2 separate regions of the Mus musculus genome follow, and region 1 is linked to region 2. A link is a loop called in an ENCODE intact Hi-C map of the cell type or tissue named here. Cell type or tissue: heart. All regions are shown on one strand.

The links. Hi-C counts contacts between places; a loop is a spot of excess contacts. Peaks named below come from ENCODE experiments on the same cell type or tissue, not always from the same donor. Only the 100,000 strongest peaks of a DNase experiment are listed, where the experiment ranks them.
Region 1: a loop joins it to region 2, with 5 times the contacts of the local background. A loop is called at or near these places in 2 of 42 quality-filtered maps.

The regions. Positions count from the first base shown.
Region 1 is chr4:135,148,745-135,156,744 of GRCm38, forward strand. Runx3 (runt related transcription factor 3) reads left to right here and starts at 3,801. Exons shown (of 5, transcript NM_001369050.1): 1 at 3,801-4,312; 2 at 6,538-6,694. The coding sequence starts at 4,028. In heart, a CTCF peak has its summit at 1,891 (motif pointing left); DNase peaks (open chromatin) are centred at 1,867, 3,707, 4,377 and 6,621; H3K4me3 peaks cover 2,279 bases; H3K27ac peaks cover 1,096 bases; H3K27me3 peaks cover 8,000 bases.
Region 2 is chr4:135,348,934-135,356,933 of GRCm38, forward strand. It overlaps Srrm1 (serine/arginine repetitive matrix 1), which reads right to left and starts at 4,213. Exons shown (of 18, transcript NM_016799.4): 1 at 4,164-4,213. The coding sequence starts at 4,184. In heart, no CTCF peak of the experiment used is centred here; DNase peaks (open chromatin) are centred at 4,328 and 4,768; H3K4me3 peaks cover 3,356 bases; H3K27ac peaks cover 3,266 bases; H3K27me3 peaks cover 281 bases.

The DNA.
Region 1 (8,000 bases), 200 kb before region 2:
CCTCTAAATCCGGTTCTCAATTCTGCAATTGGAAAACACACCCACCCATTCAGTAACCTTCCCTCAAGTCACCCGGGAGAGATGACCCCAGAGTTGAAACCTCTGAAATGGGGCCTCCACCTCTCTCAAGAGATTGCTTCTCAATTTAGTTACAGTACTCTGACCAACCGCTGGTTCTGACGGGTTCAGCAGGTGTGCTCAGTCGGGGTACATGACATCTTTTGTATTTCAATATTTTATACCGTGTAAGTAACTACACACGTCTGAAAACAGGATACAGAGTTGTGTTTACTAACAGCATTTTATGGCTTTCACTTTCTCTCAGCCTTGGGGAGGGAGTGCTCACTGCCCCTCTCCTGCCAGCAGGAACCCCTAGTTCCCCCTCCCCAAGAAAGAATGTTAGAAAGAAGTCCCTCAACATAGGAAAGTCCCCTGAGAGTTCCAGAGACTAAGCTGTAGGCAGGATCCACACTGGGTGCCGGGACCAGAATGGAGACACTCCATTTCTAGAAGGAACCGACACCTCTGGGGGAGAGGAAAAGGACTGTGGTGTCCATGGTGATGGTCACTTTCTACTTAGGTCAGGGCTGCTTGTGGGAGGGCAGTAGTGAAGGTCTGGAGCCTTGACAGCAAGAAGGCCCTCAAAAGTTGCCTTCAGTGCTAGCTCTATGTAAAGGCAAGCACCCGATAGTCTGTAGGCAGCAGGTAGCCCTCAGGCCAGCCTAGGAGAAAGGAGGAGCAAGGTGGCCACAGCTCTGTCCTAGGTTCTGAGTTCTAGAAAGCGCTGTGAAAGCTACCACCAGATGAGTGTTTCACAGGTGAGGGTGTGACACTTGGCAAAGACAGTTGGCGTGATAGAGCGTCTTTCTGGAGCAGTCCTGTGCCAAGCACTTCACACGTGATCCCAGATTCAGCTGTTCTCCCCTGTACAGTTGAGAGGAAGGCTCAGGAATATTCGACACAGGGTCCCTGGACCAGAGGGATGGAGGAAGCAGACTTAAGAACTAACCAGAGATGAGCCAGAAACAAGTGTGCTGAAACCTACCCTTCCCTGTCTCCTGACTTCCAAGGAATGAGACCCACTCAGTCCATTTCCTCAAAGACAGAGGCAACATTGCACAGCCAAGAAGCCTTAGTGGCTTGGAGGGCGGGGGTGTCCTCTCAGGATAAGAGCCTGCTGTAGATGGCCCAGGCTGGTCCAATTTACCCTACAATGGACATACACGTGAGAGAGGAGCTTTGATCTCTGCTTCCTGTCCCCTGTTGGGGACACAGTGAGGTGCTCTTAGAAGAGAGCATTTGAGAGAAGGCAGACTGTTGCCCGACTGTGGGACAGAAAGAAAGACGGAACATATGTACGCACGGTGGGGAAGGGAGAGGGAGCGATGAGTCCTGTTTGGTGGCAGCTCTCCTGGTCTGAAAATTTGACCATACATAAATAGTTCTAGGTTTGTCGGTCCAGAGAAGAAAGAAGGAAACTGGTCTGGTTCTAGACAGGTATAAGGATGAAAGTCTGAGCCTTCTATCCTATCCTCAGAACGGAGCTCAGGAACAGAAGTAGGGAAACAGGGCGGCGCCTTTCTGTTGAAGGGAGACTTCTGCTGGTTGCAGGCCCTTCGGTATCTGGGACTCCAAAGAACCGTATCTCTTTGTGAGAACCCGGGCAGGCAACCCTCGGCCTAACACCACACTATCCATTTACCTGATATGTGACCACTGGTATAAAGAGAAATCAGGCGCGCACTCTCCAGAAAGTAGCTCTTCCCCAACGCTCCGTGGCTTGGAAAACCCGTGCTGCCCGTGCTGCCCCTGCTGCAGGCGCAAGTCTGTGCTCTGAGTCTGGTGGGGGCAACTGAGCAGCCAGCAAGGCGCCAGCGCCAACTAGTGGGCGGTTCACGACACTGCTTCAGCCCGGGCGACCCTTCACCTGCGACCTCAGGCTGCGTACTGAAGGCCAGCACTTCCCCAACCCTTGGATCTGGTGCCCGCGTCTTCCGAGGGTTATAGCTGAGTCCGGGCCCAGGGTCAGATGTTGGGTCATTCCTGTAGCCCCACTTTCCGGAGACCCGGTTATTAATTTGTTGTAAGATCAGAAAGAGAAATCAGGCGGAGGGACTAGTATGGGGCAGATGCAAACTGGAATCACTCAAGAAATCGAATTTATGCATCGCATCGCAGAGGCTGCCAGTCACGGCCCACAATCGCTCGAGGGCAGAATAGACGACTCGGTCTGGGTCCTACCTGGTGACTAGCGGTGCTCCCTTTCCAGGGGAGCCCCCTGAGGGCCCATGCTCAGGGCCAGGCTTCCTAGATCCCCTCTGGTCCAGAGGCTGTTTCCATGGCGGCCCAAGGCCTAGTGATGGTCAACTCCGAATCATAGGTTCTCAAAAAGTTCCAGTAAGGGACCTTCACTGTCCTTGCTTCCCTGGTGGCTTGAGGCGCTGGCATAAGGCCCAGAGAGGGGCAGAATACAATTCTCCTGGCACTCGTTAGACTCAGGACATACCTAGTACCCCGCTGTTGTACACACAGCGCCTGATTTCGTTTTTTGACAAAATGGAGTGTTCTAAGCTGAGGTCAGAGCCAGGATGAGGTCTTGATGCCTCTGTCGCCATCGGATCCTAAATCGTGTCGCTTCTGGGGCTTGTATTGGTAGTTGCAGACAGATTCACTGTCGCTGGCAACGAAAATGCAGTCGAATTTCCAAAGCAGTGAGAGAAACACATGCATTCGTTCGTTGCTGCCGTCCAAGGAGTGCACGGGGTTGGGGAGAGCACAGCCCTCGGTGACCGGTGACCGTGGACTCTCTAGTTGTGTGTCTGTGCCCCCATGCCAGGCTTAGGAGACGGGACGGGAAAGAGTTGTTGTTAGTGAAGTCCAGGAGTTGCTGGGCCACGGAGCATGAGGAACACAGAGACCCCAGGGCCGATTTCCCACAGGGCACCTGACAGCTCTGTAGGCTCAGCGCTTTAGGGCCAAGAAGACTATGGCCCGGCCCTAGGAGGACCCCTTTCCATCCGTGGGGAGAAAGCAGTCTGAGCGTTAAGACTTCTTTCTGCCACAGACCCTCATCCACTTCCACTAGACGGACGGTGGTTGCATGCGTATGGTGTAGCATGGAATGTTCCAAAAAAGCACACTGTTGTAGGCCCCATTGTAGTTTTCAAAGACCCATGAGCTGCCAAGACAGAGGACAACTCCACGAGGCCTGCGCGATCCTGAAATTAGTTTTGAGTGGACAGGAGCCGTGTGGTTGTCCCCACCCCACTGTTGGTCCCTGTGGCAACCCCTATTCTGTCTGCCTCGAAGGTTGACACAGAAGCCACAGAGACGAGAGCCAAGGCCGCGCGGAGCTGTGGACTCCCTCGTGGGGTGGAAGCTCTAGGGTCAAAATCGTTTGTGGAGTGGAGGGAATGAGAAAACCGTCTTGGGTGTCACCGCGGCAACCAGCTGAGGGTGCAGGTTCCGGGCTGCGGTGGCCAGAGCTGAAGCAGCCAGGCTGCGACTCGAGGGAGGGGAAGCGAGCCGCAGCCAGGAGGCTGGAAACCCGATGTCTGCCCAGGTCGCAGCGGCCGCTCCTGACTCCGGGGACCGCGGCTCCCCGCGCGGCTACCGGGACGCGGGTGTCTAGACCCTCTGGGGCGGAGCCTGGCCCCTGCTTGGCTCGCGCGGGCCCGAGCCACCGGGTCCTCCACGGCGAACCCCGAGCCTGGGGGCTGCGATTGGCTGCGCCCCGCGTCGCTCGCACGGCCCCGCCCCGAGGCCCGGGGTACTAACCCCGCGCGGGCGGCCGCGTCGCCGCCACTTGATTCTCTAGGATCCGGGCTGGGGCCGCGGCCGCCGAGTCCGTGGGGCGGCCGCGCGCGCCGGATGCGGGACTAGCGGGCGCGCGGCCGACCGTCGGGGCGCACCCCCTCCCCCGGCGCCGCCCCTCCCCCCACCCCCCACGCTGGCCGGGCCCCGAGCCGCCGCCTTCCCGCCTCCCGCTTCCCGCGGCTGCGGCCGCCCGCGCCCTGACGGCCGCGGCATGCGTATTCCCGTAGACCCGAGCACCAGCCGCCGCTTCACTCCCCCCTCCACGGCCTTCCCCTGCGGCGGCGGCGGCGGCGGCAAGATGGGCGAGAACAGCGGCGCGCTAAGCGCGCAGGCAACCGCGGGCCCCGGCGGCCGCACCCGGCCCGAAGTGCGCTCGATGGTGGACGTGCTGGCCGACCACGCGGGAGAGCTCGTGCGCACCGACAGCCCCAACTTCCTCTGCTCCGTGCTGCCCTCGCACTGGCGCTGCAACAAGACGCTGCCGGTCGCCTTCAAGGTGAGTGCAGGGGCCCGAGCCGGGAGGACACCGGGGAACCTGGGCGCCCCCATTTGCAGGAGCCCATACCGGGGAGGACTTGGGGAGCACCTAGAAGTAGGACATGAAAGGGGATGTCACCCAGCTGGCAAGACACCGGGGTACCCGGGCGCCCCTACTGCAGGATGCCACTCCCGGAAGGACCCCCGCTGGACTCCAGGCGATCCGCAATAAGAGCCCAGACCCCAGAGAACATGGGAGGTACCGTGGTGGAAGAAAAGGGGGTCACCCGGCTAGCAGGACATAGGGGTGCCTGGTCACCCACGCTGCAGGAGCCCAGGCCCGACAGAACATGAGAGGAACCTGGGTGTCCCCGCTGCCCGAGCCCGGGTCCAGAGAGAAATATGGTTACATCAGTCAGGGAAGGTACCAGGAGGACGTCCAGGAGAACTGGGCGTGGGGAGTTCTTCTGCCGTTCCTATTCCAAGAGTCAGAACCCCAGACCTCCCGTTGGGAACGGTACACCGCGGCCTCTCTGCCGGAGGACACGGACACTTGGGGCGCTCCTTCTCGGTGGCACAGACAGCCTGGAGGAGCCATACCCCGTTCCACCTGGCCTTCACGGGGCCCTGCAGAGTATAGTGGCATGGAAACCGGAGGACTGGGGCTCCCAGATTCTTTGGCACAGTCTAACCGGTAACTGGGATGAGGACCGCCGGAGCTGGGCGAGGACCCGGGAGGTGTGGGGCACAGAGGGCGAGGAGGGCCTGGCCTAGCACCGCGCCTCCTGCTCTGCAGCAGAAACACTTCCTTCCCACACTCTCAACCTCAGCGGCTGAAGTGTTGCACAGGGCGACCGTAGGCCGGTTCTAAAGGGCTGCCTCCGGCATAAGTCTGCATCCCGAAAGATAGGCAGAGACTTGGGGAATGCCTCCATCCTGGTAGCCCCAGAGTCGTTCAGAGAATTTATTTTTCAACGATACCAGGGATAGGCAACTGTTTCGTTTCTCTCTCTCTCTCTCTCTCTCTCTCTCTCTCTCTCTCTCTCTCTCTCTCTCTCTCTCTCTCTTGTAAGGGGGGCAGCCAGATGAAACGAAAACGCCTTGGTTTTCCCCTAAACCTCTCACAGCTGCCGTGAGAAAGGACAGAGTAGGAAGGGCCAGCGGCTGGGAGGTAGTGATGCCCGAGGTGGCTGGAAACGCGGCTGCTGGCAGCTGAGGCCCTCCTTGCTCCCATTAAGACTTCAAATTGGAAAGGGGTGGGGGGAAGGCTGGTGACTCTTTGAGGTCTCCCGGGTGACATCTTAAAATACCATTGGGGGAAATCTCCCGGGGAGGAGAGGGAGGAGGGGAGAAGGGGGAGGAGGGGATGAGGGCCGTGTGACTGTAATCGTCAGATCGGAGGTTTTACTGTCACTTGGAGCTTAAAAGGAATCTTTGAAATTAAAAGAAGACAGGATGTTGACAGGAAATCTGGCCTTTTTAATCAGACCCCAAACATTTTCTCCTTGAAATCTTTACCATCTGGATCCCCAGTCCCTGCACACGGCAGCCACGTTTAAATGGCTGTGACTCTGTTTAAAGTCTGGTTCAAAAGGCATCTGCCTCTTGATGCGCCTTGGGTGGGAAGGAGTGGGGGAAGAGATGACATTTAAGGGGCATCTCCACCCACCCATCCAACAGTTCCCAGCAGGTACATGCTCAGTGATCGAAACCACCCTGTCCTCTTACCCCGGGGTTTTCTGGATCAACTTGCAAAAACGCAGTTTGTTTTGCATTTTGCATTTTCTCTGCATAACGAATCCAGGCTCTGTTGAGGCCATTTAACTGGGCCTTGGTCACACTGCAGGGCCAAATTCCGTACCCCTAAGGGCCAGTGCCTTAATTGACTGCAAGGAGTAGCCCGGTTATTAAGGTTGCTGATTCTTTGGCCGAGAACAGTGTCGTCTCCTTTGCCGCCCCACCCTTACCTGTGACCTTGTTGATTGATAGCTCTAGCCTAGACTTAATGTAATAAAAATGGATGCTTTCTTGGAGCTCCCATCAACCACTAGACCCAGGATTTGAGTCTGGAGGCTAGGAGCTCATCACTAGGCTTTGGTTGTATTGGGAACGGATCTACACGCGGTTAAGCCTCTTTCACCCTGACTCAGAACTCCTCAGAGAGCCTGGGACCTGGGCGGGCAGCTGCGTGAGCCCTTCCTTTTGGCTTTTCTAAGCCATCCTCTCTCCTGCCCGTTTCCTCAGGTGGTGGCCCTGGGGGATGTGCCGGATGGAACGGTGGTGACCGTGATGGCCGGCAATGATGAGAACTACTCCGCCGAGCTGCGCAACGCTTCCGCTGTCATGAAGAACCAAGTGGCCAGGTTCAACGACCTTCGATTCGTGGGCCGCAGTGGGCGAGGTGAGCAGGGGGAACTCTGGGATGGCAAAGGTGGGGATGAGAATTGAGGAAAGCTAGTTCGTCTCAGCAAGGCCCGGTAGGCAGTGCCACCCTTTTATGTGGATATGTCTGTGATCTCTTTCGAGTAAAGGAGAGTTTTCTCGCAGGTTCTCGCAGGGTTTAGCAACTTCTGAAGTCTCCGGTGCTGCCCTTCTCCCCCCCCCCCCCCGCCACCACCCCCCCCTCCCGCTAGCATCTGTGATCTCAGAAAAGATGCTGAGGGAGGTTCCTGTACGCACAGCTCAAGCAGGGTATAGATAGATGTCTTTCAGTTGGGGCCGAGGCATCCCAGCCTCTCTCCCCGGGGGTACAAGTCCTCTGTGGTCTCCCAGGCGCATGGTCTCCCCAGAGCTGGAGGCTTCTTCAGGTACTTTCAAATAGAGGATTCTGAGTGGGGTGATGGGATGTTGGAATGAAAAGTTTGAAGGCTGCGCCATCTCAGCCTCTGGCCAGGCTCACGCTGGCTGATGTGCCAGCCTGATCCACCCCGGTAGTAGCAAGAAAGCAGGACCAGACGCCACAGTGGCTGCCGCCAGGGGCTGTTGAGTGGGAGGTTGCTGGGACCCGAAACCCGTCATCATGTAACTCTGGGGTGGAAGAGCCCTCCCTGTTCCCATGCCCTGGGGATAGGGAGATCAGACTAGCCTGCTGAGTAGTGGCTGAGCAATCACCTTCCCAAACTCTGGGAGCCCTCCAGGGTTAGGAAGTGAGCCGGCTTCTGGCTGCTATTGCTGGGGCAAAATGGTACTTTTCAACACCAATAAACAAGACCTTCTCAAGGTTGGAGTTCCCTGCGAGCTGCCAGCCAGCTCCCACCGGGCATCTGGGCACCATTTTGTGCGCTGCAGCCGTTCAGTATATACATACAAATGTCAAACATATTTTTGACTTTTCAGCATTAATTAAAACCAGGGCGTTATTTGCATGTAATAACTGTTTACTTGTTACTTTTTATGAAACTGAAATAGTTTACATTCTTTCGAACATTTCCTGTTCCTGTTGGCTCCCTTCCCCACGCACAGATTTCTTTCAAACGTAGCCCTTAACTGGTTGCAGGTTGATGGGTGGAAAATGTTTGCTTTTATGAATTAAGCTTTCGTTGCTGCTCCTAATTAGTCCCCAAGCCCCCTTTGTCATCCCCAATCTCTGAGCCCTTTGCAACTTAATTGAAGGTCTGGCCCTGAGTGGAGTGCCACGGGTGTAGGGTCCAGGTGATGGGGGCGGGGGCGGGGGCACATTATAGCATGTCGCTAGCTAGGGAAGTCGG
Region 2 (8,000 bases):
TGCGGTACTTATGATCTGAGTCCTATAAGCCAGGTATAGTGGTACTTGTAATCTGAGTCCTAGGGATTTGAAAGGTTAGAAGTTCAAGGTCATTTTTGGCTCCACAGCTTGAGAGAGACACGGGAAACCCAGTGTGTTAGAGGGGGTGAATGCCAAGAACCAAAAAATGTGGTGCACAAATATAATCCAATAATATGGGCATTTAAGGAAGACAAGGTATCTTAAACCACATACCGAGTTCAGGCCTCTAATTCTGTCTCAGAAAGGAAAATGGATGGGGGAGGGTGAAGGGGTGGAGAGAAAGGGGGAGATGGAGAGGAGAGGAGCAGAGAAAGAAAGAAGAGAGAAAATGTGAATTAATGAATTTAAAGCCAGGCGAGAAGGTATACTCTCGTAACTCTAAAATTTAAGACAAGAAGAAAGAATTAGGGGTTCTTGCAGGGCTGGAGAGATGGCTCAGAAGTTAAGAGCACTGACTGCTCTTCTGAAGGACCTGAGTTCAAATCTCAGCAACTACATGGTGGCTCTCAACCATATGTAATGAGATCTGACACTTTCTTCTGGTGTGTCTGAAGACAGCTATAGTGTACTTACATATAATACTAAAAAAAATCTTAACAAAAACAACAAAAAAGACAAACTTGCAAATTCTAGGCCAGCCTGGACTACAACAAAACCCTATCTGGAGGAACAAACAACAGTTCTTAAGTAAATGAGAACAAAACTTCACCAAAGGACTCATCAGAACAGCACCACATCACAGTTTTTGTTCATTTCATCCTTCCTCCTGGCTCAATTAAACCTGGAAGTAACTGGCTCTGACTTGAAATCTACAGATTAGTTTTCGGACTAGCTCCATTCCCTTGAAAACATTTGTTTGGCCTGAGAATAGCAGAGGGACAAGAGCACTCAGCTAACATGCACAACACACGGGTGAGATCCCCAGGACTGTATCAGCAGCAAAAAGTTTTGGGTTGGGTATGGTGTCCAAAACCTCTAATGCCCGCACTCAGGAGGCAGAGGCAGGAGGGTCTCCATGAGTTGCAGGCCAGACCAGTCAACAGCTAGAGCTTCAGAGTGAGACCCTGTCTCAAAACTAAGTTTTGAGAAGGAAAACAAAAACAACCAACAATACAAAACAACAACAACCCTGTAAAAGTGTGCCAGTTCTGCTACCATATTTCTTGAGAACACACAACCTAATCTCTGAGAATGTTTTCTTTACGTCAAATTAATGGCAATGAAGCAAAAAATAGAGATGGATGTCTGAGGTGATAAGGTATGCCAACCACCGTCATCTGATCATTACACGGCATAAGCACTGGATATCAGTGGAAAGGTCAAACCTAGTCACCGGAAAGAGATCCAGAAAGGCTGTGACTGAGTGCAGAGCCTGGTGCATGGTGCATGGGCCCTAGTACTGCAAAACCAAAAAGGTTTTAAAGAAAAAGAAAAAAAGTTTTGGGCCAAGAGTGGTGGCATATACCTTTAGAGATAGGCCATCTCTAAAGAGTTCAAAGCCAGCCAGGAGTGGTGGCGCATGCCTTTAATCCCAGCACTTGGGAGGCAGAGGCAGGCTAATTTCTGAGTTTGAGGCCAGCCTGGTCTACCGAGTGAGTTCCAAGACAGCCAAGGGCTACATAGAGAAACCCTGTTTCAAATAAAATAAAATAAAATTCAAAGCCAGGCTGGTAAGAGGTCCTGAGTTCAAATCCCAGCAACCACATGGTGGCCCACAATCACCCGCAATGAGATCTGACGCCCTCTTCTGCTGTGTCTGAACACAGCAACAGTGTACTTATTAATAATAATAAATAAATCTTTGGGCCCGAGTGAGTGAGGTCCTAAAATTCAATTCCCAACAACCACACGAAGGCTCACAACCATCTGTACAGCTACAATGTACTCATATACATAAAATAAATATTAAAAAAAAAAGTTCAAAAGCTGTCCTGGTCTGCTTTTGATCTTATCAACCACCTCTTCAGAAAGAAAGAAAGAAAGAAAGAAAGAAAGAGAGAGAGAGAAAGAGAGAGAGAGAGAGAGAGAGAGAGAGAGAGAGAGAGAGAGAGAGAGAGAGAGAATGCTATCACCAATTCTTTTTTTTTTTTTTTTGGTTTTTCATGCACCACCACGCCCGGCTTACTATCACCAATTCTTAAATCGAATTCTACTCAGAATCAGGTTGTACTAGGTAACTGATCTAAAATTACCTCCCCACCCCCATTCTCCCCTTTTTAAATTTTTTTGAGACAGGGTTCTATGTAGCCTCACTCTGTAGACCAGGCTGGCCTCAAACTCAGAGATCTGCCTGCCTCTGCCTCCCCTCCCTCCCAGAGTGTTGCGATTTAAGGTGTGCGCCACTGCCTAGTAAGTTTTTCTAACTCAGAACATAAATCCCCCACTTTGTCAGTGTGTAGCATATGTCTGAAATTCTAGTACTGAGAAGTCAAGGCAGGACTCTCTAGGTCCAAGGCCAGTTTGGGTTAGAGAACCCAGTTTCAAAACACTTCAACTGCCCCTGCCCCCAAAAGACCCAACCCAGGGAAAACAAAACTACTTCATTTAAGTAAGTGTAAAAAGAATATTTTAAAAAGTGGGTTATTTTCCAGATCCTGTCCTTTTCAAAGGACATCTTCGCCTGAAAATTGACATATCGCTTTGTTTTAGTTCTTCAATCTCCTTTCCACTAGAAATAACTGACAAGCCTGGCCAGGGTGCAAGTCTTCATTCAACCCCAGCATTCGGGAGGCAGAGGCACACAGATCTCTGAGTTCAAGGCTAGCCTGGCCTACAGACTACAGAGTTCCAGGATGGCCAAGGCTACACACATAAACCACTTCCTGAAAAGGCAAAACAAAAACTGAAGGGGGTGGGGGGAGAAAAAGAGACAATTGACAAGTGAAAGAAACCTTCGACTGTTTTTAAGTGTTAACTTCGGTGCCATAAGAAATGAGTACTGACTACAAAGGTTAAGTGCCTAGTTTGTAGTGCAAGTATCTGAGGTGCTGGAGATAGACCCCAGTGTCTTGTTCATACTAGGCAAGCTCTCATGAACCACATACAAGAAGCACCTTTATTATCTCCCTCCTCCTTCCCCCGCCTTCCAATTTTTTCTTTAAAAATGCACACAAACTGTAAACTATATGCTTGATTCAGAGAATGCAAAACTCTAAGCAGTGGTATGACAGAGAGCTGGTATCTGGATTTTTACCAAGCTGTCTTACAAGGTTCTACTCTGCATTACAAGAATCAGCGATTCCTAAAGGGTTTGTTGCTACTTTTAATCCCACAAGTGTACGTTCCCATACATCTAGATCTCGACCTGTAGCTACTTTCCTTCCAAAGTGGACCTAATAAACTGCCTTACTGTGTGGGATCTATGTACCACCTCCAAGGTAACGTCCCCTGCCTGGACATGGGCCGCTGGGAAAGGGTGCTAGCGAAGAGCGGGAAGCGCGACGGAGTCACAACCGTAATCTGTCTCCACCCTCGCACACACCGTTCACTCCAAAAGCCTCCGATTCAAATGTTCCAACTACAAATTATCTAAGCTCCCCTCCCCGAAGAGCTATCAAATTGGGCGGGAGCGCTCACGAACTCTGACCCTGCGCCGCCGGGAAAGCTTAAGACCCAGAGGGTGGACGCTGTACGTCGGGGTTTGGGGGGGGGGCACCCATTTTCTCCAAAGCTGCCACTAAAAAAAAAAAATAATAAGGCCCCTTTCCTCAAACACCTCTCAGGACGGAGCCCCAAACCATACAACCGGTACCCCGCAGCCGCCCCGGGCTTCCCACCGGCCTCCCCCTAAAGACTTCCTCCTTGAGGCTCCGCTAGGCCCCGAGCCCGGGCGGCCGGCGCGGCGCCCGGCCTACAGGGCCTCGCCAGGCGGCCGGTGAGGTTCGGCTCCAGCCCATTCCCGCCGCCATTTTCCGGCCACCGCCACCGCCGCGTAGGGGGGGACGATCCCGGAGGAGGAGACTGCGCAGGGGCGCACCGGTCTCGGCCGCAACGCCGAGGCCGGGGGACGCTGCCCACGAACCCCCTCGGGGTCTCTAAGGCCTTCCTCCGCGGGCCGTCCTGTCCGGGATTTTGAGCGCCTCCCCCTCGGGTCTTACAAACAAGCCTCTCGCCTCTCCCCGGATCCCCGCGCTCGGACTTACGCGGAAGAATCCCGCGTCCATCTTGCCGCCTCGCTCGGAGATCGCTCCCTATCCCAGCGTGCACCGCGCCGCCGCGACGGAGGGCGGGACCGGCAGAAGGGAGCCCAGCGCCGGGAGGCTGCGCGCGCCGCTACACCCGCCCCGCTCCGGCGGGCCTGCGGCTGCGCCTGCTCAGTGCGCCACGAGAACGACGCGCATGCGCAAGCGCACCAGGGCGGCAGCCTTTCGCTAGGAGGGGAGGCGAGCTGGGCGACTGGAACCAATGGAAAGAGGAGGGAGAATCTTTGGGTCGCCCAACCCTACCGATCTTTTTTTTTTTTTTTTTTTTGTGGCGCATGATCAGCGGTGTTCGCGCGACTTGAGTTGATCCTTCCTTTGATCCGTAGTGGGAGGATGTGGGGAGTTGAAGGGAGATGGGGGGCGGGGGGGAAGCCTCAGTCCTGGGGTGCATGGGTAGTCATAAAAGAGAATGCTTGCTTAGGGGCGGCCCGATACGCCAGTTGTTGTCATTGTGAAAGTTGAGCTAGGAGTGGGTTTTGGGAGGTTGCCGGCGGGGTTGAGCCTGCAGCGTCAGCTCGTATGAAGCCCGCGTGTTCGCCGGATGTGCGTCGCATCTGGCTTGTTCTTGAGGTGTCCATTGGATACCTTTCTGTGCTTCTGCTGCGAAACCACGCCGAAGGGCAGGAAGTGGAAGAGGGCCAAAACCGGCCCTTTAATGTGCTCACCAAGCGCTTTCTCTCCAGAAAAGTTTCTCTGGGGCCACTTTGTAACATTCCATCTTTCACAGACACGCGCACCTCTAATGCTTTTTCATGGAAAAGTCGGGAAGTGGGCATGTCTGCCCTAGGAGTGCTAGTGTAGAAACCCGAATGTCTCCAGGCATTTTTTTTTTTTTTCTTTTCCTGGCTTTCCTACTTAAAGGGGGTTGACTTTCCCATTTGAACGCCCACAGACCAGATATGACTAGGTTCGTCTCGTCCATCAAAATCATCAAATGAATCGAAATAGCAGGGAAATCAGAGAGGCTGTCTTTGAGCCTTCTCTGTCTCTGTAGATGGCAGTAGCTTTCCTTTTGTTTAGGACAATCTTGCTGTTGAGAGTCCTCTTTCCTGCACACCCCACTCCCAAGCCCTCAGGAAACACACATGCCACTATGATGGAGGCCCAAGGTCCCTTATCTGAGTTGAACTCCTGCACTAGTTCTGTCACAGATAGCCCTGTTCCTGACCTTGCCACCCAGCATCCATTCTGAAGGAGGCCCGGATGCTGAACGATGCTGTTGAAAACCCTAGGTATCTCTGTGAGTTCAAGGCCAGTCTGGTCTACAGAGTGAGTTCCAGGACAGCCAAGGCTACATAAAGAAACCCCATTAAGTACAAAGAAAGGACGTTAAAGAAAGAAAGAAAACCATGGGCACTTGTCTGCTGAAAAGTCTCCAGTGGTTCCTCACATTTTTTTTCCCCTCCAAAAGTCAAAATTGCCCTTTCCTTGATCCCTTGTGCCTCAACCTCACTCCCTGAATTTCCTGCTGCCCAAGGTTTGTACCGGTCTCTGAGCTTCATGAAACCTCTGACTGAGATAGGCAACAGCAAGGTTACTTGGTAATCCTCAAATTCTACTCAAGTGTCCCCCAGGAAAAAGGCTCACGCACCCTCCACCCCCAGCTTTTATCACCTGAATTTAGGGGGTTTTGTTGTTGTTATGTTTTGTTTTGTTTTTTCACTTATCCTCAACCTTTGTTTCTCACAATGAATTGTGCCCTCTGGTCAAATCTTGACTTCTGCTTCTCTTAATATTTAATAGTGGGTGTGGTGGGTCAAGCCTGAAATCCCAGCACCTGGGAGGCAGAGGATGTCTGAGGATTCTGAGTATAAAGAAAAACCCTGGGCTGGAGACATGGCTCAGTGGTTAAGAGCACTGACTGTTCTTCCAGAGGTCCTGAGTTCAAATCCCAGCAACCACATGGTGGCTCACAACCATCTATAATGGGATCCAATGTTCTCTTCTGGTGTGTCTGAAGACAGTGACAGTGTACTCATATAAATACAATAAATAAATCTTTTTTTTTTTTTTTCCGAGACAGGGTTTCTCTGTGTAGCCCTGGCTGTCCTGGAACTCACTCTGTAGACCAGGATGGCCTTGAACTCAGAAATCCACCTGCCTCTGCCTCCCAAGTGCTGGGATTAAAGGCAGGCACCACCACTGCCTGGCAAATAAATAAAATAAAACAAAACAAAACAAAACAAAACAAAACAGAAACCCCATGATGGTTCAGGCCTTTAACCCTGGCACTAAGGAAATAGGAAATCTATGAGTTCCAGAACAGCCGGAGCTACTCAGTAATACCTTGTTCCAAATGTGTAGCCCTGGCTGTCCTAGAATTCTCTCTGTAGACCAAGCTGGCCTTGAACTCACAGATTACAAGCTAAAAAACTGCCAACCCCCGTTAATGTCTCCTGCATGCTGGAATAAAAGGTGTGTACCACCACTATCTGGCTTAGATGTGTTTTTTAAAATATTATTTATTTTTATGTATATGGGTCTGTTACCTGCATATATGTCTCTATGCTACATGCATGCAGTGTCCAAGAAGGACAGAATAGAACCCTGAATCTCCTGGAACTGGAGTTACAAACTGTTATTAGTCACCATGGGGGTGCTCCTAACCACTGAACCATCTGTTCCTTCCTTCCTGTTCCTCCCTCCCTCTCCTCTCCCTCCCTCCCCACCCACTACTCTCACTCTCTGACACAGGGTCTCATTGTGTAGCTTTGGCTGTCCTGGAACTCACTATGTAGACCTTGCTAGCCTCAACAGGAGAGATCCGCCTGCCTCTGCCTCCAGAATGCTGGAATGACAGTGGTGAACCACTGCTGCCAGCCTAGCCTTTAATACTGGTCTTTTGGATTTCTGTCTGGGTCTGTGTAAGAACACATTATCGAGTTTCCTTGCCTTCAGGGTTGATGTCTCATCCCACCCATGGTCAATGATTTTCCAAGATGATTATCTGAACCTGTCAATTAAAAACCCTGCTGTGGCTTTCTCTTGTCCTCCAGATGAAGCTCAGACTGCTCCCTGTGCCAAAGCCCCTTATGATTCTGTGTACAACCTTCTCCATCTTCACTCCGTCTTCACTCCGTCTTCCTCTTCACATTCCTCAGAGCCTTAGGCTGCAACACTTGAGCTATATCCCCAGCCACTTCCCCCATCCCTGCCCCCAACCAACCCCTGACATTTAACCTGAAGCTGTTCTAAACTGCAGACATTTGACAGATTGCGAACAGGTTAGACTTGAAATGTCAGTTTTTTTAGCCTGTAAATCTGTAAGCCTACGGTGACTAAGAAGTCACGAACACGGAGCTCCAGGCTGGCCAATGTTACTCAGTGAGTCCCTGTCTCACACAAAGAAAACGCCACTCAGACATCATTTTTGTAAAGCCTTTTCCAGCAAATCTTTCTAAAGTAGTAGATGCCCTCTCCACATCCCTTACTGGCCATTGTTATTTTATTTACGTTTATACATTTACTGTCTTCTCCCTGTATTTCTTTTAATTTTCCTTGCGCTTCAATATTTGTAGCCAGGCAAGCATTCTACCATCTAAACTGAGATAGGGTTTCATCTTCAGCCCCTCTTTTAAAATTTTTTCTTTGAGCCGGGTGTAGTGGTGCACGCCTTTATTCCTAGCACTTGGAGACAGAGGCAGGTGAACCTCCAAGCATTTGAGAACAGCCAGACTATGTAGAGAGACCCTGTCTAAAATTAATTAAGTTTGCTTATGAGCTGGGGTGTCAGAGTGTTGCCCCAACAGACCAAACTTGCTTTTTTATTTTTAGCCC